Linked DNA regions of Homo sapiens: region 2 is linked to region 1. A link is an interaction called in ENCODE POLR2A ChIA-PET data of the cell type or tissue named here. Cell type or tissue: PC-3. All regions are shown on one strand. Each heading gives the region's core, and the rest is flanking DNA. Links, peaks and the distances in the headings are about the cores only.

The links. ChIA-PET counts read pairs that join two places held together with the same protein. Peaks named below come from ENCODE experiments on the same cell type or tissue, not always from the same donor. Only the 100,000 strongest peaks of a DNase experiment are listed, where the experiment ranks them.
Region 2: POLR2A ChIA-PET joins it to region 1 with 5 read pairs; 3 of 35 experiments call an interaction of 5 or more read pairs at or near these places.

Annotation. Positions count from the first base shown.
Region 1 is chr7:92,566,871-92,578,892 of GRCh38, forward strand. It overlaps FAM133B (family with sequence similarity 133 member B), which reads right to left. Exons shown (of 11, transcript NM_152789.4): 4 at 11,449-11,523; 5 at 11,280-11,312; 6 at 10,785-10,847; 7 at 10,233-10,325; 8 at 8,901-8,951; 9 at 2,953-3,045. Among named protein-coding and RNA genes, the nearest start is that of FAM133B, 18 kb to the right of the region's middle. In PC-3, for the core only: no CTCF peak of the experiment used is centred there; no DNase peak of the experiment used is centred there.
Region 2 is chr7:92,724,919-92,736,940 of GRCh38, forward strand. It overlaps CDK6 (cyclin dependent kinase 6), which reads right to left. Exons shown (of 8, transcript NM_001145306.2): 4 at 708-875. Among named protein-coding and RNA genes, the nearest start is that of CDK6-AS1, 110 kb to the right of the region's middle. In PC-3, for the core only: no CTCF peak of the experiment used is centred there; DNase peaks (open chromatin) are centred at 6,073 and 6,573; H3K27ac peaks cover 2,878 bases.

The DNA of each region.
Region 1 (12,022 bases), core at 2,318-10,317:
CATTTATATTTTATTTCAATCTTTTTGAGTGTGGTACACTGGATTTAAATTAAACTGAGGCCGGGGGCAGCGGCTGGTGCCTGTGATCCCAGCGCTTTGATAGGCCAAGGTGGGAGAATTGCTTGAGGCCAGGAGTTCAAGACCAGCCTGGGTAACCTAGTTAAGACTTCACCTCTACAAAAAAATTTTTGTTAAAAATTAGTGGGGTGTGGTGGCATGTGACTGTAGTCCTAGCTACTTGGAAGGGTGAAGTGGAAAATCACTTGAGCCCAGGAGTTCCAGGCTGCAGTGATCTATGACTGCACCATTGCCCTCCAGCCTGGGCGATAGAGCAAGAACCTGCCTCTAAAAAAATAAGAATAAATAAGCTGAAAGTTGTCAAAGCTTTCATAAACTTTCGTATTACATGTTAAGTCCAAATGTGAGATATTTCATATTAAACTTGCTACCATGTAGCAGACAAACATAATACAACACTAATACATTACATACAAAACAATATTTATAAATTTGCCTAATGTTGAATTGCGTGGTTTTGCTGCTAAGTGACTACGACATTAAATACATGACAAATACATAAAAATGCAATTAACAATAAAAGGAAGCATGAGGACTAAAAAAAATATAACACATTAAGCACTAGAGATCACAAGCTCACAACAGAGATCACTAACTCACTAGCTCTCTTTACCGAGCACCTAGGAAACAATATTTTTATTGTTATTCTTGTTATTACAATGACTAAGGGTGACAGCAGATGTACTACATCTATATTTAGCCAGGCAGAGATGAGGGATGCTGTCACGCCATGTCCTGAACAGCCCTGTACATCCTCCACGACTTTTGAATAGCCTGCTAAACATTCATGTGATGAATCTGTTTACAATACAGAAACTAAAATTTTTTTTTTTTTGACAAAGTCTCGCTCTGTTGCCCAGGATGGAGTGCAGTGGTGTGATCTCGGCTCACTGCAGCCTCTGCCTTTCCGGTTCAAGCGATTCTCCTGCCTCAGCCTCCTGAGTAGCTGGGATTGCGGGTCTGTGCCACCATGTCTGGCTAATTTTTGTATTTTTAGTAGAGACAGGGTTTTGCCATGCTGGCCAGGCTGGTCTTTAACTCCCGACCTCAGGTGATCCATCTGCCTTGGCCTCCCAAAGTGCTGGGATACAGGCGTGAACCACCACACCTGGCCCAGAAACTAAATTTTAAAAAATAAAATTTTTTTATTTTTTTAAAGAGATAGGGTTTCGCTATGTTGCCCAAGCTGGTCGTAACTCCTGGTCTGAACTGATTCTCCTGCCATAGCCTCCCAAATTGCTGAGATTACAGGTGCCACAAGAGGCTGAGCCACTGCACCAAGCCTCTTGTGCAGGATTTTAAGATATACTGTAATGCCACTGTATGGTTTTTGAAGGGCGTATGTAATATACACCTGCTACAGCCTGCATTTTGTTTTTTCTTAAGATTCTATGTCTTCTGGTGTTACAGCATTGACTGATTGATTGAGATGGAGTTTCACTCTTGTTGCCCAGGCTGGAGTGTGATGGCACAATCTTGGCTCACTGCAACCTCCGCCTCCCGGGTTCAAGTGATTCTCCTGCCTCAGCCTCCCGAGTAGCTGGGATTACAGGCACCTGCCACCACGCCTGGCTAATTTTTTTTTTTTTTTTTTTTTTTAGCAGAGATGGAGTTTCACCATGTTGGCCAGGCTGGTCTGGAACTCCTGATCTCAGGTGATCCACCCGCCTCAGCCTCCCAAAGTGCTGGGATTATAAGCACGAGCCACTGCGCCTGGCCTGGTGTTAATCACATTCAGGCATTTACACTGAAATACAATTTCATAAAATTGCACATTATCATTATTATTTTTTTAGAGATGGGGTCTTGCTATGTCACCTGGGCTAGAGTGCAGTGGCTATTCACAGGTGGGATCAGAGTGCACTGCAGCCTCAAACTCCAGGGCTCAAGCAACCTTCTTGCCTCAGCATTAGCTTTCATTTCAGGAGCAATTACAAGACATTGCTATAAAATGGGGGCAATAGGTCTTAAAGGACCAAGTGCCACTGTTGCAGACCAAGAACGATGAAATCAGAAAGGAGAGAGGCACAAACAAACAAAAATGCAAGACTCAGGGAATGGGGAGATGAGGAATATAGTAGACAGAGATAGAGCTGGGCAGGACTGATACAGGAGGAGGCTAATACGGAAACGATTAAAGAATCATGAAAACCAGCTCTTGTTGCAATCTGCTACCACCCCTTGTAAGCAAGGGTAAGATCCTCAACTCTTTTAGATTACACTATTGGGGGTTAAGTATGTTGATCGCTAAAGAAAGCTACAGTTTTAAAAATAAATGATTCTAGGGCAAACTTGGCTTAGATTTTACTGTAACACCAAGAATTATGCAAACTTTAGCCACCATTTACTCTGTCTCAGGTATGATGCAATGCCTTTCGTAATTTATCATCTCATTTAGTTCTCACAACGAAGTAATATGATATGTTTCCTGCCAACATTTCTTCTCCACTTCATCACCTTTCTACTCCCCGAAAAGTAGCTCAAAACACAGCTAAATATCAACTAAACTGAGATAGTATATGCAATGTTCTATTTTAACAATGTAAGAGAATGTTTGGTTTCAACATGCTGTATGTTACACAGCTTCTTTCATGTAACAAGAATGGTAGCACAATAAAAAGGAAATATTAGAAGACTAAAAATATCTCAGATTAGAAAGGTATGTGGAAATACAGTTAATTATAAAAAATAATAGATAATTATCTTCTGGAAAAAAGCAAAACTCATTCTGAAATGAAATAACTTTCATTTTGTTTTTTCATACTAGAAAGGTGAATAAATTAAATATGAAGTATTTCTTTTTCTAAGTCATATTTATTAAATCAATAACTAAGCATTTTAAAATAGAGAAAATGGATTTGATCATATACTTACCTCCTCAATATACTCTGATTCTGACAAGGACTCAGATGATAAAGGTTTATCTTCAGAATACATCTTTCTCTTTTTGCTGAGTCCTTTAATATCCTATGAAAAATAAATACATTTATCTTGACTCAGACATACTTTGTCACACACATTTTATGTTTCTAAGTTCTATTTAATTCTTCTAATTATTATAATTACCCATTTTTATTTTAGAATGTCTAAAAAGTGTAACATTTACCAGGATTTAAGTCTTTAATTCCACTAAAGCAATATTAAATATATTGAAAAGAAATAACTACATATCCATTTAGATGTAATATCCATCTTATTTTCTTAAATTATACAGAATAGACTTTATACAGTCATATGAAATATGCAGATAATGTAAGATTTGGTTCCTTTGTATTCTAATTCTTTTGTTTCTACCCAGGATTGGATTAGACAGGCCTAGTACTGCAGAAAAGAAAATAAATGGGTGATTATTTGCAGTGATCTAAAAGAATCTCTATGTAGTAATTCCTTTAGCGCAAAGTGTTAAATGTAAATATGTGTTTAAAAAAATCTTAACCTCTAAGTATTTTTAATGTTGAAAAAGTGAGTAACTCTGGAGAAGGAGAGGGGACTGAGATTGGGAGTAGTACTTAGGGGCTTAAATATATATTTGAAGAAATAAAAAAAAATTATGACAACACCCAAAGCAAGTGTAACAAAATGTTAAGATTTATTCGAGCTGCATAGTGGATATGCTGGTTATCATTTTATTATTTTTCATGGAACTGTTCTGTATATCTGAAGTAGTTCATAACAAAAACAAAACTACCCAATGGAAAAAATGTTCACCACCTAATCTTACATAAAAAATTCAGAATGTACAACTTTTTATATAGCGTGAGTCTAATTTTGAAGACAAACAAAAATGCAGAAAATAAACTAACAGTGATGATCTCTCTATGGGCTAGATTATAGCAGACTTCCTTTTGTTTCTGCAAACAGCATTGTTATTTTGGCCAAAATGTTAAATGTTAACTGTAAGAAAATGGACTCAAATCCCACTATCAGAAATTAAACACCATTAAGATTTTTGGAAACATCTTTCTAAGTGTATGTTTACAATATTACATAAATACCTGCTGTCTGGAACCTGCTCTTCTCACCCAATAGTATCTTTCCATGCCAACTACATCATTTATGGCTGCATTTAACATTCACTAAAATGCCAGAATTTACTTAACCCATCTCCTTCTGGAGGAAAGAAATATGGGTTCTTTGCTATTAAAAACAAAGTTGAAATAGAATGAAGTGTATGTGAGTGCAAACTCTTTAATAACGATGACTAAATCAAAGACCAACGTAGCCTTCACACAAATGATCATCTTTTTCTCCCACCATGTCCAAAACTGTCTGTCATCCATTTATGAATCACACTTTACCAAGAAGCCTCCCTCTCAGGCTCTTTATCAATCGTATCAGAGAATACAGTTTGTGTTTTCTTTTAGAATTGCCTAAACGTATATTTGCCAATTTGTCTGTGTATGTGTGGTATTCTTTTTTCCTTATTAAAGATCATTAGTTTTTTGTGTTATACATTCTTAGAAGTTTTTCTTAGTCTGTTCATTGTAGTTAAACTTTGTTCACAGTTTAATTTTTGTAATCAGTTTTTGCCATTCAGAATTTGAAATATATGGTCAAAAGTTTGAGTTTTGAGGCATAAGCCTTCCCCACCCCAGTACTGTAATAGTCACCCTTTCTCTAGTTGCATTTTCATACATTGAAATCTCTGAGCTGTCTGGGATGTATTTGGCTTTATGTAGTGGCCAGCTTTATATTTTCCAAATGATTAGTCATTTTGTTCCAAGAAATGCCATCTTTATCATATTATTACATTCCACAGATTCTCGAATTTTCACCTGGACTCTACACTGTTCCATTGTTTTGTCTATTCCTGTACTAGTACTGCACTGTGTTAATTAAAACATTCTTATAATGTTTTAATATCCAGTACGGCAAGTTATACCCAGGAACACGTTATGACTCTCCATTTATTCAATCTTCATATATGTCTCTGAATAGACTTGTATAGTTTTCTTCAAATAAGTACTGTTTACTTCTTTAAAATTTTCTTGCAGATTTTTTGGTTACTACTATAAAGAGGATATTTTCTACCACTGTATTTTCTAATTGAGTATTTTATTATCAGCACTTTCAGAATAATTTTAAATAATAAAGGGGCTAAAAACAATGATTATGTGACTTAAAATTAAAGCCTTTATATAATTATAATAGACACAAAAACAAAGTAAAGAGACGCCATGGACCAGAAAATGTTGTTTCTTTCCAACAGAAAAATGGGCAAAGACTATGAAAAGCAATGCAAAGAAAATGAAATATGAATGGCTAATAAGCAGGTTAAGAAGCTCAACCATTTGTATACATTAAATTTGCAATAATGACATCTCCCTGGGTTGACAAGTATGTGAAACAAGGGTATTTTTATACACTAGCAAGAATGCAAAATAACAAGCACTTGGGCAAGCAAAATGTTCGTAAGTTGAATGTGTATGCACATCCTAGAACTTAGAAATTACAGTCCAAAGTATCCTTTAGAAAATTAACAGTAAACTGGCTGGGCGCGGTGGCTCACACCTGTAATCCCAGCACTTTGGGAGGCTGAGGTGGGCGGATCACGTGGTCAAGAGTTCCAGAACAGCCTGACCAACATGGTGAAACCCTGTCTCTACTGAAAATACAAAAAAGTAGCTGGGCGTGGTGGCGCATGCCTGTAATCCCAGCTATTCAGGAGGCTGAGGCAGGAGAATTGCTTGAACCCGGGAAGTGGAGGTTGCAGTGAGCCAAGATTGCACCACTGCACTCCAGCCTGGGCAACAGAGCGAAACTCCATCTCGGAAAACAAAAAAACAAAAAACAGTAACTGTGGAAAAGAAGAAATGGGTAAGAAATATCCACAGCAGCACTATTTGTATTACTGAAAAATTAAAACAATCTAGATGTTCATAAAAAGGAGAACGGAGAAATAATTGTGGTGGATTAATTAGTAGAATACCATAAGCAAAAGAAACAAACTTGAAAGTATCAGTAAGGATAGATGTCAACAGTAATGCTGAATGAAAAGAAACAAGTTTCAGAAGGAAACACAATGTTACCATTTTGATAATACACAGTATTCTTCCCATTCCAGTAGGTATAACTAATTAAAAAAAAAAGAAACTCAATATTCTGTTATTTATGAACACATACTAATATAATAAAAGTATATAAATGTGGATAGGAAAGACATACACTAGTTTCAGGATCAGCTATATCAAAGGAAAAAATGATAGTTTGGGGACTTTTTTTTTTTTTTTTTTTTAGAGATGGGGGTCTTACTCTGTCATCCAAGCTGGAGTGCACTGGCATGATCATAACTCACTGTAACCTCCAATTTCTGGGCTTAAGTGATCCTCCCACTTCAGTCTCGGGAGAAACTAGGACTACCACACCTGGCTAATTTGTTTTCTTTGTGTAGAGATGGCCTCTCACTATGTTGCCCAGGCTGGTCTCGAACTCCTGGCCTTAAGTGATCCTCCTGCCTCAGCCTCCCAAAGTGTTCGGATTATAAGCATAAGCCATTGTGCCCAGTCTTTTTTCTTCTTTTTTTTTTTTAATACATAAAACAAGACTTGAAGCCAATGTAAATCATTTATTAATTCTAACTGGTAAATATATTAATATTTGTTGATTACATGTGTGTATATTACTCTGTATCTAATATTTTAAGTACTTAAAAATTGCAGTTCAGTTTTAATATTTCATGTTTCTATGTTACCAGATTTAATTTCACACATACTTTTTTTTTTTAAATATGAGGGTAACCACTTATTTTATAATCGTTCTGAAAATCAGGAATTAATGCTGAATTATATCACATCCTTCTGACAACTACTGAAATAATCATATGGTTTCTTTCCTTGATCAGTTAATATGGCAAATTATATTAAATTATCCTTGAATTCTTGGAATTGGTCATTACAGTTTCTTTTTTAAGTGTCTTTTTAAATTAAATTTTATTTTTTTTTAAATTTAGATGCAGGGTCTCACTCTCTCTCCCAGGATAAAGTGTAGTGGCATGACCTTGTGGGCTCAGTCTCCCAAGTAGCTAGGACTACAGGCATATGCCATCACGCCTGGTTAGTTTTTAAAATTAATTAAAAAAAATTTAAAATTAATTTTTATTTGCAAATTGTTATGTAAACCACTCCTAGGCATATACCCAAGAGAAATGAAAACATGCATCCATACAAAAACTTGTGTTTATAAATGTCCATAGCATCATTACAATAGCCAAATGGTAGAAACAAAACCAAATGTCCATCAACAAATGAATGGATGGCGAAATCCGCCACACACACACACGGAATATTACTTAGCCATACAAAAAACCAAAGTACTGATACATGCTACAACTTGGATGAAATTTGAAAATACTATGCCAGCTGAAAGACACAAAAGGTCGCATATTGTATGACTGCTTTTATATGATAAATCCAGAATAGGCAAATCCATAGTCAGAATACCCATTAGAGGTTACTAGAGAATGAGGGAGTGGTGGTGATTATTTAATGGATATGGAGTGTTTTTATGGGCTGATGAAAGTTTTGAAACGAGAGTGAGATGGTGGTTGCACAACACTGTAAATACATTAATACTGAATTTTAGCTTTAAAATATGGTATATACCATTGTGTACCATGGTATATTAAATGAAACTGAAACTGAATTTCAGTTTCATTTTCTATCATTAAAAAAATATGGGCCGGGCGCGGTGGCTCACGCCTGTAATCCCAGCACTTTGGGAGGCCGAGGCGGGTGGATCATGAGGTCAGGAGATCGAGACCATCCTGGCTAACAAGGTGAAACCCCGTCTCTACTAAAAATACAAAAAATTAGCCGGGCGCGGTGGCGGGCGCCTGTAGTCCCAGCTACTCGGGAGGCTGAGGCAGGAGAATGGCATGAACCCGGGAAGCGGAGCTTGCAGTGAGCCGAGATTGCGCCACTGCAGTCCGCAGTCCGGCCTGGGCGACAGAGCGAGACTCCGTCTCAAAAAAAAAAAAAAAATATGTAAATTCTGAGTAAAAACTAGTGACACTGGTCTGTAGTTTTATTACTGCCCTCTTTAGGTTTTTATTTTTAATAACCAGAATAACAATTTTAAATGTAAACCAGAAATTAAGGTAGGCATAAATTCTGCTTTAACTATATAGGTAAGTTATAAATGAAGGTAAAACATTTATTTACAATAGTAAGAAGATTTTTCAATATTTATCTATGGTATATTCAATTTGAAAGAGAAATTAATGTTCTTTAATTGGAAGGGCCTTCTTCAAAATGGTTTAAGAAATCAAAGGAAATAGGCTGGGCACGGAGAGGCCGAGGCAGGCGCATCACCTGAGGTCAGGGTTTTGAAAGCAGCCTGGCCAACATGGCGAAACCGTCTCTACTAAAAATACAAAAATCAGCTGGGCGTGGTGACACACACCTGTAGTCCCAGCTACAGGGAGGCTGAGGCAGGAAAATCGCTTGAACCCAGGAGATAGAGGTTGCAGTGAGCTGAAACGGCACCACTGTACTCCAGCCTGGGTGACAAAGCGAGACTCCATCTCAAAAGAAAAAGAAAAAAAGAAATCAAAGGAAATGTTTAATCTGCTAATCTGCATTATTTTGTATTTTTAATCTGAGATAATCCATTAATCTATATAAATTCAAACTCTTGGCCTAGAATACTCTTTTGATCCTTTATCTTCAATAATGAATCCAAATTAAAAATTGCTTTAAATTGAAACAAAATATTACAAAAACAAAATAAATATATCTCTTAAAAAGAGATACACATTATTGTTATTTAAGTCAATTAAGTATTATATGACAGACTATCTTAAGGCAATGTAAAAGTATAGTTACCTTTTCTTTCTCAGTTCCATCTTTTGACTTCTTTTTCTTTTTTAAACTATCCTAAACAAAGAAATATATGTATCAATTTTAAATGCCAAGGACACAGCATTACAGAACAAGGACAAAAACACCCAAAAAGTGATTTGCTCTATGACTGAAAAAAGGCTACTCCAATCCCAGTATATTATTCCGAAAATTTAAGAGAAATATAAGTTATGTATACATTTGCTTGTAAGCAAACAGGCTTCTTTATCTGGCTGTATACCAAATTTACTCTTAAAATGATAAGTACTGTCTGTAATACCCACACAGCTTATTTTAAAATAGGACTTCGTGTCATTGCCTGTGTTTGCTTATGGTGGTCACATGTACTGGAGTTGTATTCTAATTTGAGGAGGCAACAATTTCTGCTTTTGAATCCTTTGAGTTCTAGCTATTAATCTTCCTAAGCCTAGTTTCCTTATCCACTTTATCCATAAAGCGGATTACCAAATTACTTCCTGAAGTTGTTGAGATTCAATGAGTTAATAAATTAAGTGCTTAGAATTGTGCCTAACAGATAGTAGGCACTCAATAAATGTTAGCTATCATTATCATGAGACTAGCTCTTCTGCTTTAAAAGACAAAGAGAAAACCAACATTTACTGAGTACTTTCTAGATGCTAGGTATTTTGCCAGAAGATCTCTCACGGGGGCAGGCAGCTATCTGTTATAAATGCAGACAGCTGCTTTGGTTTCCTGAGACTCTAGTACAGTGTTTGTCAAATTGTGGTCCATAAACACCCCAGTATCAGAATCACACAGGGCATCTGTTAAAGACGTAGGTTTCCAAGCCTAATCAGATACTAAAACAGACTCTGGAGGTAGGGCTCAGGAATCAACACTTTTTTCCGAGAACTTCTTAACTTTTTTCTGACCAGTAATGTTTGAAAGCCAACTGTGTGTCTGACAATCCTGGTTAGTACAGAACAAATTTAGGTACGGTATAGTAGAAAGGACATTGGACCAGATTTTAGAAGATAAAGACTCAACTTTTAATTCTAATTCCAGCTGTATCATTTTAAGCCAATGCTTTTTATCTGAACTCTAACTTCTTTATGAAAACAGGGACAATAATGTCAGTTGCCATGGAAATGTGGAGACATGGAGATATATATATATGAAAGCACTTGAATTATTAAATGTCACATGCAAGATATTATCAAGTATATCAATTAAGTGGCATAGAACATCAAAGTACAAATATCAGACTATCTTATTTTTAAATTGAGAGCAACTTTAGGCAGAAAAACTTAATTAAATGTCTTTGTATCCAATATATTAATAATTTAAATAATTTACCTTACTGTCTGATTCAGTTTCTGACATGGAGCTTTCAGAAGATTTATGTGAACGGTTCTTCTTTTTCTTTCTCCGTTTTCCTTGTTTCTTATCCTACATAAAATATTTTTAGAAACATTTGCTTTCTGTCTCAAAAATCTAATTTACACATTTATTAATATAAAACTTTTATCAGTGAACAAAATTTCACAAAAGGATCAGTTTCTATATTTTTTTCTTAATACTTAATACATCACTTTCCTGTTATAAAGATCAAGTGATTTGAATCACATGTAATGCCTAGCATCTAGTCAAATAGCATTTGATTTTTCAAATATTTTCTTCTACTGATATTTTTAGGTCAACAAAACAAATTTTAAAATCTAAAAAATATATTATATACCAATATTTAAGTTCCTAGTTACCACTCACTCATGTTAGTCCTCTAAGTTATGGATAATTAATCAAAACCTGGAAGTCAACATTTCTAACAGATATTTCACAATGGGTTTCCACTTGACATTAAAGAAATTAAGAGATATTATTTCATGAACCATTATAAGCAAACCTTACCTCATCTTCAGAATCAGAAGAACTGCTGGAAGAATCAGAGCTTGATGAAGAAGAAGATGAATACTTGACCAAGCACAAAACAATTAAAGCTTGTGAGATGCGAGAATGTTTTTCTTTTACAAAGTCTCTCAAATACTTAGTGAAATCAATCTAGTGTCTGAGAAACAGATGCCATATTCATAAGTCATAAATATGAAAATATAAAATGTCACACTTGTTCCCTGTACAAAAGCTCAACAAGTTAACATATGTGGCCATGGTCACCAATCTTTCTCTTTAAATAGCAACAGAAAATGTACTACGTTATAAGGTGGTTGGCACCGTTTTTTATGTCAGTGATAGAACAAAATCACTCTTCACAATCAAAGAACCTCTAAGTTCCTTGACTCATCTGGAGTTTAAGCTACCTTTAGCATACAGGTTAAACAAATTATTCTTACTTTTTTTGTTGGCTCTTAATTGTAACGTTTAGAAAAATGGAAAATTTTTGCTCACCCTACCAGATTTCTTCTTTTCTTTTTTCTTTCTCTAAATGGAAACAAAAGTACAAGTCTAAATAAGCTGATGTGAGTTTGCAAATGCATCTATTAACAGTAGTATACAGCATTATTATGAAAATCCAACTATGAGATTAAGAATAGCAATAAACTAAAAGTGGTATTACCTGTCTTTTTTTGGATGAGCTCTCACTTCCACTTAACAATTTCTCCCTGTGTTTTTCCAGTTCTTTCTTCCAGTTCTGCAAAAAGGTTATGAACACCATCAGAGACTATCTAACCTTTCCAATACACCTAATATACAGAGACAGCCACTGCTTCCTTCCCTCCATCCTCTTAATACCTCTCACCCATTTCAGCTTCTAATTACAGTCAAAAGAAACACAGGTGCCAATCCTTGACCCTATCACCAAAGGACCCTCTACTAGCTCTTTTCAAAGAGCATATTAAGGGATAGGGGTTCTGTATTATTGAGCAGCAGGCATTATTACTGAAGCTGAGGTCTCTTTTCAACAAAGATGGCTAGATTCTCCGTCTAGGCTGTAAAAGTTGAATTAATCATTACTGTGATTGATATGTTATATACATGTTTGTAATCAAAACAAGCAAACAGGCTGGGTATAATGGCTCACACCTGTAATCACAGTACTTTGGGAGGCTAAGGTGGGAAGATCGCTTGAGCTCAGAAGTTGGAGACCAGCCTGGGCAACATAGTGAGAACCTGTCTCTACTAAAGATAAA
Region 2 (12,022 bases), core at 2,178-10,177, 160 kb after region 1:
CAGAATTTCACAAAAATCCATCTGAGAAATAATGAACTATATGGAGAAATAGAAGCTAACCAATGTCAATAGCTATTATGGTTTTGCAGCTGAATGGCAAAAAGAAACAGGGTATCATAACTGTTATTTTTTGCCAAAACAGGGCCGTTGGGTTCGCTCTTTCTATTCAGGGTTATATGAGCCTTCACCTGGCATGGCGGTGCTCTACGTTCATGCATCATCCAAGTTCACTGTGAATTTGATTTCTTCTTTACAGCTGGCACCATAGCTTCAGATGAGTGCATTAACAAACCTGTGTAGGCACTCTGTTTCTCAAAACCATGATGCTGCAGACAGGTCAACGTTGCTCGTGCTCTTTCTTCCCTGACCTTGAGCTGTGTGTTCCCTAGGCATTGTACATACAGCTCTGAAAACAGTGGTTATGGCAGAAAGCATTTGGAAACTTGTAACTGATTCCTGTCCAGTGGCTAAGATGCAACAGGCTATTTCTGCAATGGATCCTGTCCACAACAAGCCCAGGCTGGATGTGACTGTAGCTGTAAGCAGAATGCTTTCTGCCTACCCACTGCCATATAAAAATGGGCAAAGACATTCTATCCACCAACTAGTCATGGGCAGTACTAACATTAGAGACATGGAAGAGGGACAGACTGTCATTCAAAATAGGAAAAATAAGTTTAATAAAAGGACAGCACTCTCTCACTCACCACTGAGGTTAGAGCCATCTGGAAACTATAGATGCGGGCAAGGCCGAAGTCAGCGAGTTTTATTTGTCCGCTGCTGGTCACCAGAATGTTCTGTGGTTTTAGATCGCGATGCACTACTCGGTGTGAATGAAGAAAGTCCAGACCTCGGAGAAGCTGAAACATCATATCCTAATAAAATTAAAAAAAGAAAATCAGTAAACACTCAAAACGGAAGTTGAGCATTTGCTATGCTGGACGCCGAATCCTTAGCATTTTGTGGCTGCTTGGCATGCGGCAGGCATTTGACAGGTATTGGCTGAATGAGTGAATTGTCTCCCTTCCTGCCTTTCCACTCCCACACTTTCAAGAACACTGCAAAAAATTTCACTCTCAACCTGTATTTTATTAATGAAAGGACAATTTTAAAATAGTTTTTGATGGAATAGGAAACATTCTGGAAGGATATCTGCCAAACTGGTTTCAGTGGCTCATGCTGGGGAGAGGAAGGAGGAGGTCGTGAGGGGACACTTTTTGCTTCTCTATTGTTTAATGTGCCATTTCAACAATTAAAATCCAGTGAATAATAATATTGTTATTAATGGTGATTATTATTTTATAGCACCTAGTACTAAACACTCACTATATATCAAGCACTATTCTAAGCATTGTCCACTTAGTAAATAATTTAATCCACACCACAACATTTAGGTAAATAATATCATTACACCATTTTACAGGTCAAGAAACTGATACACAGATGTAGGCTACTAATTAGCCCAAAGTCATACTAGCAAGAGAGTGCTGATTAACTGTTTGTTTTTTTTTAAACAGGATCTTGCTCTGTTGCCCAGGCTGGAGTGCAGTGCTGTGATCACGGCTCCCTGCAGACTTGACTTCCTTGGCTCAAGAGATCCTCCTGCCTCAGCCTCCCAAGTAGCTGGGACCACAGGTGCATGCCACCATGCTAGGCTAATGTTTTTAGTTTTTGCAGAGATGCGATCTCACTATGTTGCCCAGGCTGGTCTCAAACTCTTGGGCTCAAGCTATTCTCCTGCCTCAGCCTCCCAAAGTGCTGGGATTACAGGTGTGAGCCACCATGCCCAGTCTTAATCAACTGTTTTAGAATATTAACAGAGTCTTGATTTAAACTAGGGTCTGGAAAACCTCGATTCAAATCTCCAATGTATTCCTTTATCAAATCAATGAACAAATGAATACGTAAAATAAGGCAAGCCATTTAACCTCTCTAAGGCTTAGTTTCCCTGTCTGTAAAATGGGACAGTAACAAAGCCCACTTTATCATAGGATCATTGTAAAGCACTTAGCACCATAGTTAATATTCAGTAAATGGCAGCGCTTATTACTGTTATTATTAACCAGTATGGAGGAGCGGATCATTCAGGATATAAACCAATATCAGATCTTTTTCTAATTTTAGGACCAATACAAATATACACAAGATTTAATACTCAGGGACAGTGTCTGAAGGTAGGAACTAAGACATTGGCCATGATGTCATAATCCTCTGAAATGTGTGGAAATTAAGAGTGACCTACTCCCCTGACCCAAATATTATAAGAATGGTGTATACAAGGGAGGATGGAGCTGTTTTGTTAATACAAGGGTTAGAAAAATGACTGGGTACCACCATGGATTTCAGAGCTGGAAGGGGCTGTGAGGATACACTTATCATTGGCCGGACCACTGAATCCTCTCATCGAGAACAGTATATTTGGTTACTGGTTTATGGTTTTGGTTCTTCCTTTAGAGTTCGGAGTTCTGTCTTTATATTTTAGCTTGTTCAAAACCAAAGCCTTAGTTTTTCCTTTTATAAAGTGGAGAAAGTAGCGATTACTTTTCCTACTATTAAGGGGGCTAAATGAAGTAATGTATGCCAAGTGCTTGTACAGTTTCTGGCATATGGTAAGCACTTGACAAACAGTAATTATTAGGATGATTATTGCCAAGATAAGTGTCCTGATTTCTGGGGGAGACTGATTCACAAACAACTAAAAGAAAACATGACCACTGCTACAAGGTCGGTGTGAACAAAGCACTTAGAGGGGGTATGCAGTGATCTAGAATCATTTCTGAGATCCCCCTGAGTGAATATTCTGAACTGGCAGGGGTGACCTTCTAAGCTTCCCAAAACCCTGGAGAAGACTGCATTGGGGAGGAAAAGCCCTTCAAGACTTGAGAAGCACTGCAGGTCCAATAAGTTGTAATGAATAAACAGGAGTGTGAAAATGTAGCACAAAATGTTCAAGGAACATTTTGGCAAATAAGTCTTTATTGGAAACACATGCACACAACTTGTAAGCACTGAATTTTAAAAAGCATGACTAACCTAAAGTAATGTCCTGTTGGCTCATCATCTTTAGCCTCTATACAGTTAAGTGTCACTCATTTAAAACAGTATAAAGAATAAATCTGTTTGGTTCATGCTGCAGTGTTCAAACAACTTTAGCAGCCAATTAGCAGTATACAAATTTAAAAACATGCACATCGTTTTTATTTGTGTTATAACACACACTATGTTTTTCTTAATTATAAAATTGCTAAGATGTATAGATGCATGCTTAATGCAGAAACTAATAAAATGTTTTAAGAATCCAGAGAAGAAGAAAAATCACTAAAAAATTCCACTACTTGGAGAACAGAGAAAACTTCACTGTTAATATAACTTTTTTTGTGTCTTTTTAGTCTGTCTTTTAAAAATTACGTATTTTATTATATTTGGATGTATAAGTATATTTAAGTAAAAGTGGTTATTATTCTGTACACATTATTTTGTAGCTCTTTTAAAAACATGTAACAATTCATTATCAACATTTTGCCACTAATAAAATTCTGCAATATGACTTTTTTTATACAATGAGATTTTTAATGGCTGCATGGTTTTTCACCCTGGGACATGCCATAATTATTATTATTCAGTTTTAGTTGTGTTACTTTGGCACTTATACTACAGGTCTAGTTCTTGTTTGTTTAAAGGTAGAGTAGATTAAAAGGGCTTGTTAATATCATACCAAAGCATGGGTTAGGCAGTATGAATCCACATGACTGCACTAACGTTGATTCCATGTGTATGATGCCTATAGATGTAAGTTGGTTCTACATAAGAATGACCATTCTTTAGATTTTATTAGGCTACTTAAATTTTTTTTTTGTTTAGCAAATGGCTTTTCTTTTAAATCTCCAATATCTAGACACAATTGGAATTCTGAACCAATGAACACTGAGTTAACGACTTAAAAAACAAAATCTTGCCCAACATCTCATGACCTTCAGTAATTCAACCACGAGTTAGGTTGTTGGGCATTGTGAACCTGTAATAAGCATGACTGGGGAACCCCTCTCAGTCTTTAGCCAACCTTTATTGCAATACCTAATTTCAAAGGTGAAGTACATTCAGCTACGTCAGGAACTCTGGTCCCAAATAATCATAAGATATAGTCCCAATTCCAGAGGATTATATAAATAAATAAATTACAACATTAAATGAGGTAAGAAAAAAACACCTTTCCTACAGAATCACAAGAAGTGTTTTCATCAAAGACATTTCAAAGGACTCTCTACGTAAGCTTATGATCTGTTCTATCTCAGTTTATAGTATCGTGAGGCATACTCTTAAATTAGCTCAAGATTTTAATCTAAATTATTCTGTACCATATATGACTCAAATATTTCACAGTAACCCTAGTGATGCAATGCAATGAAACTACAGATACCACCAATTAAGGCTCTTTCAGTTAAACGCAGGTTTAAAAGTTTCCCTTTTTATGTTATACGGCACAGTCTGGTATAAAAAGTTTGAACATTTAGTCATACTTATGATAAACAGTCACTTGGGACCCTCACTCTATCTTTTTAAAACATGCGACTCGCAAGCATGTTTCAACAGGACACCATTGTGGAATGAAGTCTGGCTCCGAGAGATCTTAGGTGGGGCTTTATCTTGGCAATGCCCCTAAAAAGACTCTGGACCTTTCTGAATACAAGAAATCCTTGAAGTCTTGTAATTGTTTCTCTTAGGTGTTCCAGAGCTCTAATCCTCTTATTTAAAATCAAGACAAACAAGCAAACTAAAAAACGACTTCAGGCTTTTCTAATGGGAAAAGGTTGATCATGGGGCCTTCTTTTCTTTTTCTTTTCTTTTTAGAGGCAGGGTCTTGCTCTGCCACCCAGGCTGGAGTGCAGTGGTGCCATCATATCATAGCTCACTGCAACCTCTAATTCCTAGGTTCAAACAATACTCCTGAGTAGCTGGGACTACAGGTGTGTGTTACCATGCCTGGCTACTTTTTAAACTTTTTGTAGAGACAGGGTCTTGCTATGTTGCCCAGGCTGGTCTTGAATTCCTGGCCTCGAGCCATGAATCCTTCCGCCTTGGCCTCCCAAAGTGCTGCAATTACAGGTGTGAGCCACTGCACCTGGCCTGGGCCTTATTTTCTCATTACAAGAAAGTATGATTATTTCCAAAAGACACTAAAAACACCCAAGTCATATCATAAGTCACAGAATGACAACTTTAAATAGACAATTCTGGATATAGGGATATATCTTGTGATATATTCACATCCTCAAAGTTTTAGCACCAAAAATGTATAATCCTCAGTTTATTTAAAAATTAAAAACAGGACATATCCAACTTGTAGGCAAAGATAATCTATTTTTCTCCTTATACTCTGTAAACCTCAGTCTTTTCAAATTTGTTATTCAAGTTTTCACAGAACTCTCTCCATAGTGGTTTGTCTGTTTCCTATGAAGTGTGTTAGAGGAGGCCACAGACTAAAATGTATCACATATAACAAAGGTTTTTTAACACTAAACCAATAAGAACATGTTGAATTAAGGTGAGGGTTACGATTATAGCAACAGAGGGAAAGGTCACCTGAGCCTGCATATAACTTCTCTCGCATGTCTCCCCATGTACCCCTCCCCTCAGTCCTTGACAGCCACCATTCTATTTTCTGTTTCTATGAATCTGACAACTCTACATACCTCATACATGTGGAATCACACTGGATTTGTCTTTTTGTGAGTGGCTCGCCTCAGTTAACATAGTTCCTTTAAGGTTCATTCATGTTGTGGTGTGTATCATAATTTCCTTCCTCTTTAAGGTTAAATAATATTCCATTGTATGTATATATGACATTTTGTTTATCTGGTGATCCATAGATGGGCACCTCAGTAGTTTCCACTTTTTGGCTGCTGTGAATATTGCTGCTATGAACACAGGTGTAGAATGATCTCTTTGTGACTCTGCTTTCAATTTTTTTGGATATATACTCAGAAGTGGAATTGCTGGATCTATTCCCAGAATGTTTTAAAACCATGGTTCTCCCATAAAATGTGGTATATTGTTGCTACCTAAGCAATGAAATAGTGACTAACAGCATCGTGTTAAGGTCCTAAAGCGTTAGCCAAGTGGCTTGATTCACTCCTTGGAGATTCCACCCACTTTTGTCTGCATTCTGGGAGAATCTACACTGCAGGTCCCCACATCAAGCTTGCTGTATGTATACAGCTTCTACTCTATTTCAAAACCTGACAGGGTTCCCGTGTGCTTTCATTGATCAATTTGCAATGAGCAATGAACAATGAGCTTCAAAGGCTGTTTATAAACAGGTCTCCCCTACTTCTCACTGTGGTCCTCAGGAGGACCCAAAGAATGCTTCATCCAAAATCACAAAGAACAAGACAAACAAATTCTGAGAAACCAAGAGGAGGGTTCAAGAGGATTCCTTAAAACTTCCATATCACCTGGAAAGTTGTAATGGGTGAATTCAAAGCAAGCCATTAACTGGCAAGCTAAAAGAGTCACACATGAGCTTTGTTCCACAGCAAAGCATAGTCCAGCAATGCCATAGTACCCGTCTCTTTGCCACTGTGCATGATGAGTCAGGCACACATCACCTCGAGGCCCCTCAGGAGAAACAAAGGCATGGGCCCTAAATGGAAACACTGGCTTCTAATTTTTACTGCTTCTAGGCAACTGGATAAAAGTGTAATAAAGTGGCATTGCATGTAAATTTTAATAATCAAATATGTATTCTGAAATGAGAACAGAACCCACTTTTTATTCATTCCTGGAAGTGATGATAATGCTGAGAAGGTAAAGAATCAGTCTCAACTAACTGGAAATAAAAAAAAAAAAGATAATAAGTCATTTCCACCAAGCCTGAAAATGTTGGTGTTTGAGGAACAATGTAATGACTTAAATGAACAACATGAAAGAATAAATCATTACCTCATCATAATGGCTATTTTTAACCCACTGTGGAAAATCATCAGGAACTGAAACTGCAAATATGCAATGCTAAACATAATTTCTTCAGAGCAGGAGATAAAAATCAGCACTGGGTAAAGAAGTAAGAAAACATGAAGCCCAAGTTCCTAGGTTGTTGGGTAATGACCCAAGTGGCTATCATTCTATACACATTGTTTTGTGAGGCTTTTAAAAACATTTTACAATGTGCTGTGAATATTTCCCCATTTCAACACACACTTTTCTATAATGAAATTTTAGGCCAGGTGTGGTGGCCCACACCTGTAATCCTAGCACTTTGGGTGGCTGAGGTGGGAGGATCACTTGAGACCAGGAGTTTGAGACCAGCCTGGACAACACAGGGAGACCCTGTCTCTACAAAAAACAAAAAATTAGTTGGGCATGGTGGCTCATGCCTGTGGACCCAGCTACTCGGGAGGCCTAGGTGGGAAGATCACTTGAGCCTGGGAGGTTGAGGCTGCAGTGAGCCGTGATTGCACCACTGCACCCCAGCCTGGGCGACAGCTCTCAAAAACAGAAGAAGAAATTTTAATAAGCTTTCTAATGGCTGCAATTGGACAAAATACTTTCTTATCTTTCCACATTCTTCCTCTCAATTCCCTCTTTTGAGAATTTTCCCCTCACTCTGTACTTCCTTCCTCTTCAAATGAGGTAATGCTTAGAGGAGCTGGTTTTCCACAAGAGTAGAACAGATAATTATTTGTGTGATATAGAAGATACTGCTGGTTGTCAGCCATGAAGACCTGGTCCAGGCCAATGAAGGCAATCACATTTCCTTTTGCTAGGAATTGATCCAGGGATGAACATGACACCCAGTCCTGTATGGGCAAATTGGCTAGAGAGTTTCAGGAAGCATTTTCCTCCTTGATAAGAGGTGCACAGTAGAATGCTCTCTGCTGTACTTCCTCATCTCCCATTCCTCACCCACGTCTTATACTGAATGCTACCGAGCTGTAGCAACCATCTTGAAACATCATCTGTACACATAAAAGGCCAGAGTGTAAACAGGGAAAGAGTCTGGGTCTTTGATGACATCAATGAATAGCTGCATCAACTTTAGGGCTGTCTGCCTCCAGCCTTGTAGTTATGTATATAATAATGCCCTTATCTGGATCCACTTTTCATTGAGTGTTCTGTAATTTGCAGCTGAAAATTATTCTAACAAATCTAACTTAATTAAAATTATATTAACTTAAATATGTTATGAACATTATCTTTCATTTATAGCCACCATGATTCACCCCAGGGTGAGGTACAGACCCAATGGGGCCTGTACCAACATTCTTTTCCTGTTGGCAATCATCCCTTTCAGGTGGTTATCCTTTTCTCTTTGAGGTGTGTACCTCCTTCCATTAATGTTTATAATATCGCCTTTGCCATCACTATCATTTACTGTCAACTCTCTATATTCCCCAGGAACCATGGCTCATCCTGTTTACCCCACACTCAACGTCTTCCTGCAGGACTCCAACATCACTAGGATGCCCAGCTAATATTAGCTTCAGAACTTTGACTTCTTTAACCTCATCCCATTTTTGCCATCTACATAATACTCATGCAGATGGTTAGTCTCTGTTTTCTAAATGGAATGCGAATGCATACAATTTTGTAACTGTCTTTTTCACATCATGCTGTATACTGAACTCATTTGCATGTAGATCTATTGGCAATGTAGATCTACAGCTTAATTTTTAATGGTTCTATATTTTTCTATTTTTATTTATATTCTATGATTAGCAAAAGGGTTTAAGCAGTCATTAAATTACCCACCAATTTTAAATGCCACTATTTCTCATGTTCTAAATTACTTGAAGTTATTTTCTGGACTTTTGCTCTTTGTTTCTGGCTCTGTTTAGAGTACCTCTCTCCTTTAATTATTAAATATTTAGAGTAAATTTTAACATCTGCAGGGAAAGTTTTCTCTTTCCACTCTTTATAAAACATTCCTGAATATTTTTTGAAAATAAAAATATGTATTTATTTATTTTTAGAGGCTGGTCTATGTTACCCAGGTTGGCCTCAAATTCCTGGCCTCAAGTTATTTTCCCACCTCAGCCTGCCAAGTAGCTGGGACTACAGGTGTGCACCATCGTGTCTGGCATTCTTGGATATTCTTATATGTTATGATTATGAACTGACTTCAGAATCATTTTATTGAGTGCCCACACCTTCCAAAAATCCTTTTAGTATTTTCAATGATTTTTAAAAATTGATAAATTGATTTGGGGATAACAGATACCTTTACAATATTGAGTCTTTCCTTTTCTTCATTTACTCAAGTCTTGTTCTGGGCTCCTCAGTAAAGTCGTGTCTTTTTAAATACAATTCCTACACCTCTGAGGCTCCCACTATAGCGGGTCTGGTCCGCCTTCTCCTTCCTCACATATACCATTACCTAGCCTTTCCCCACTGATCTCAGTCCTCAAATCCATCTTGTACTCTCTGTCTAGACTGAACCCTTAAAAGTGTAAACCTGATCCTATCAGATAATTCTCCTGCTTCAGCCCCCTCAGCCAAAGCCCACCTAGCTCTCTGGCCCTGCCTCCTGGTACTCTGTGGATTTCTGCCATCTTTACTCATTTACTGCCCCATGGCCCCAACTCCTGGCAGGGTCCTGCTTAAATTGCTCTTCCTCTAGATTTATTGGCCTCCCACCACATTGTACTAATGGGTGTCAATAAATGCTCAATGAGTTTTCATAAAGAAGTGAGGGCCCAAACAAAACTAAAAATGACCATGAAATCTATGAAGGCCATTAGCTTAAAAAGAACTCACTGACTCCTTTTAGGAGGAATGCGATAAAACTCCAGGGGAATCAGAAAGAGCAGGTTTGGATTACGGGATAGGGACAAAAGAGGCATGGCATATAAATCAGTATTCGTACCTTTTAGCCATTAAAACATGTTCATATGTGTTGAGACTTTGGGCTCATTATTTTAGAAATATAAAACTCCCATGACTATAATGAACACTGACACACTGAACAAAAACAATGAAGGATGCTTCCTATCTTACCATCTCTTTCAGAAGCAACTTGCCCAGGGGTCAAGAGACATGGATTTCAGCACATTGTTCCACAGCTTGGGGTAGGACTAGCTTAAGTACCTTATCCTCTCCCATCTCTAAGAGAAGTATTCCACAGATCAAATCACTTTGCCTGAGTCTTCACTTGGATGCAGAATTGGACTATTGGCCAAATCCCCTAATACTACTTTAATTTCATATGATCATATCAGAGTTTCTCAAAGTACAGTCTCTTACTCCAGTGTTACTAAGTTCCGTTCAACTCAGCCACTAGTCAGTTGATTAAGCAAGTTCCACCTTCCTTCTTATCATTTTTGTAATAGTACAGATTTTTTATTTCATTTTTTACTTTTGTCAACTTTTATTTTAGAATCGGGGGTATATGTGCAGGTTTGTTATAAAGGTATATTTCATACCTTTGTATGTCTAAGGGTGTAAATGATTCCATCACCCAGGTAGTGAGCACAGTATCCAATAGGTAGTTTTTCAGCTCTTCCCCGCTCCTCTAGTAGTCCCCAGTGTCTATGAAGTCCCAATTTTTTGGAGCCTCAGGTTTTCACTTATAAAAACCAGAATAAATCCTGCCCTGCCTCTGTCATAGAACTGTGGAGAGAACCTAGACATTTGATTATTTTATATTATAGATTTGATTTGTTTTTTAAACTGCCAAGCGCTATCCAGCTAGATTGCAAATTCCTTGAGGAACAGGAATGCAATGCATCTTTATATTCTCCAAGAATCGAACAAGGCACGTTATACATAGAAATCTTTTGGTTTTACTTGATTGGATGAATCACCCAATAGTCTATAGATATGCATTAAGATGAATTATAGTGACCTTTGCTCTTGGTTTTGTGTACAGGAGTTATAGAACATTCTCACCGATTAAACTGATTCCTGAGTCTTTCTTTAGCAAAAAAGCCATAATCCTGCATTGTGGCTTATTGGTTATTCACTAAGAATTTACTGACTGCTTGCCAAGTGGAGGCATAAAAGTATTAAAAAAGTTTCTTTTGGGTACGTATAAACCTAAGTGAGTCACTTAGACATGAGATGTAAATTTCCATTTTTGAAGGCAGTATGATTTAAAAGAAAGAGCACTGGGTTTTGAGCTAAAAGCTTTGGATCCAAATTTGTACTTGCAAGTTAGATAATCTAAGACAAGTCACTTGCAACTTTCGTGGGCCTTGCTTTTCACATCTATTTTTGAGAAAATGACCCCACAAAAAGATTTAAACAAGATATATTATAGATTATGTAATATATATTTATATATGATTATGTGTATTATGGTTATATATATGACATAGGATATTATGCTTAAGCACTTTATTTATTGTAAAGTTCATACACATAATAAATTGCTACCACTTATTCAAAAGAACTATGAAGTCCCTACTATGTGTAAGGCATTGTGTCAGGTGATGCTACACGGAAGCACCTGAATAGAGTGTCCCAAGGAGCTCTTACTCTAGCAGGGAGAAAAGAATATGTACCTACATACTTCATGTCAGTATGTGCCAAGGACCACAAATGGCACAAGAGCGCTAGGCACTGAGTAAGCACCAAGGAGGGAGCAGCATCTAAGCCAATCTGGGAGGAAGGCTGGTATTAGTTTTGGTGTGGGGAAGCATCTGTCATGGAGGACACTAATAGAGGAGGAGGAAGTGCTTACGTGTTTGTACACCAGCTATAGCTCCAGCAGGCAGGGTCCTAAAGAGGGCACACTGCTAAATGGGACCACACTGCAAAGGGATTTATTGCTGGTGGACACAGGGAGTCTATAGTGTTTTATCTTATATTCAGTGGGTAAGTAGTAAAAATGTGTAAAACCATGGCATGTTATTATTGACATTTTAGCATACATAATGGATGGGAGGTGGTGTAAGGAGGCTATGATACTATTCTGAACATATGATAGAGAAGGTCTAAATTAGAATATTGAAACAAAAAGCAAGGGGAAAAGCAATTCAAGAGACAAATGTGATATATTAATATTTGTTCTCACAGTTCAATTTTA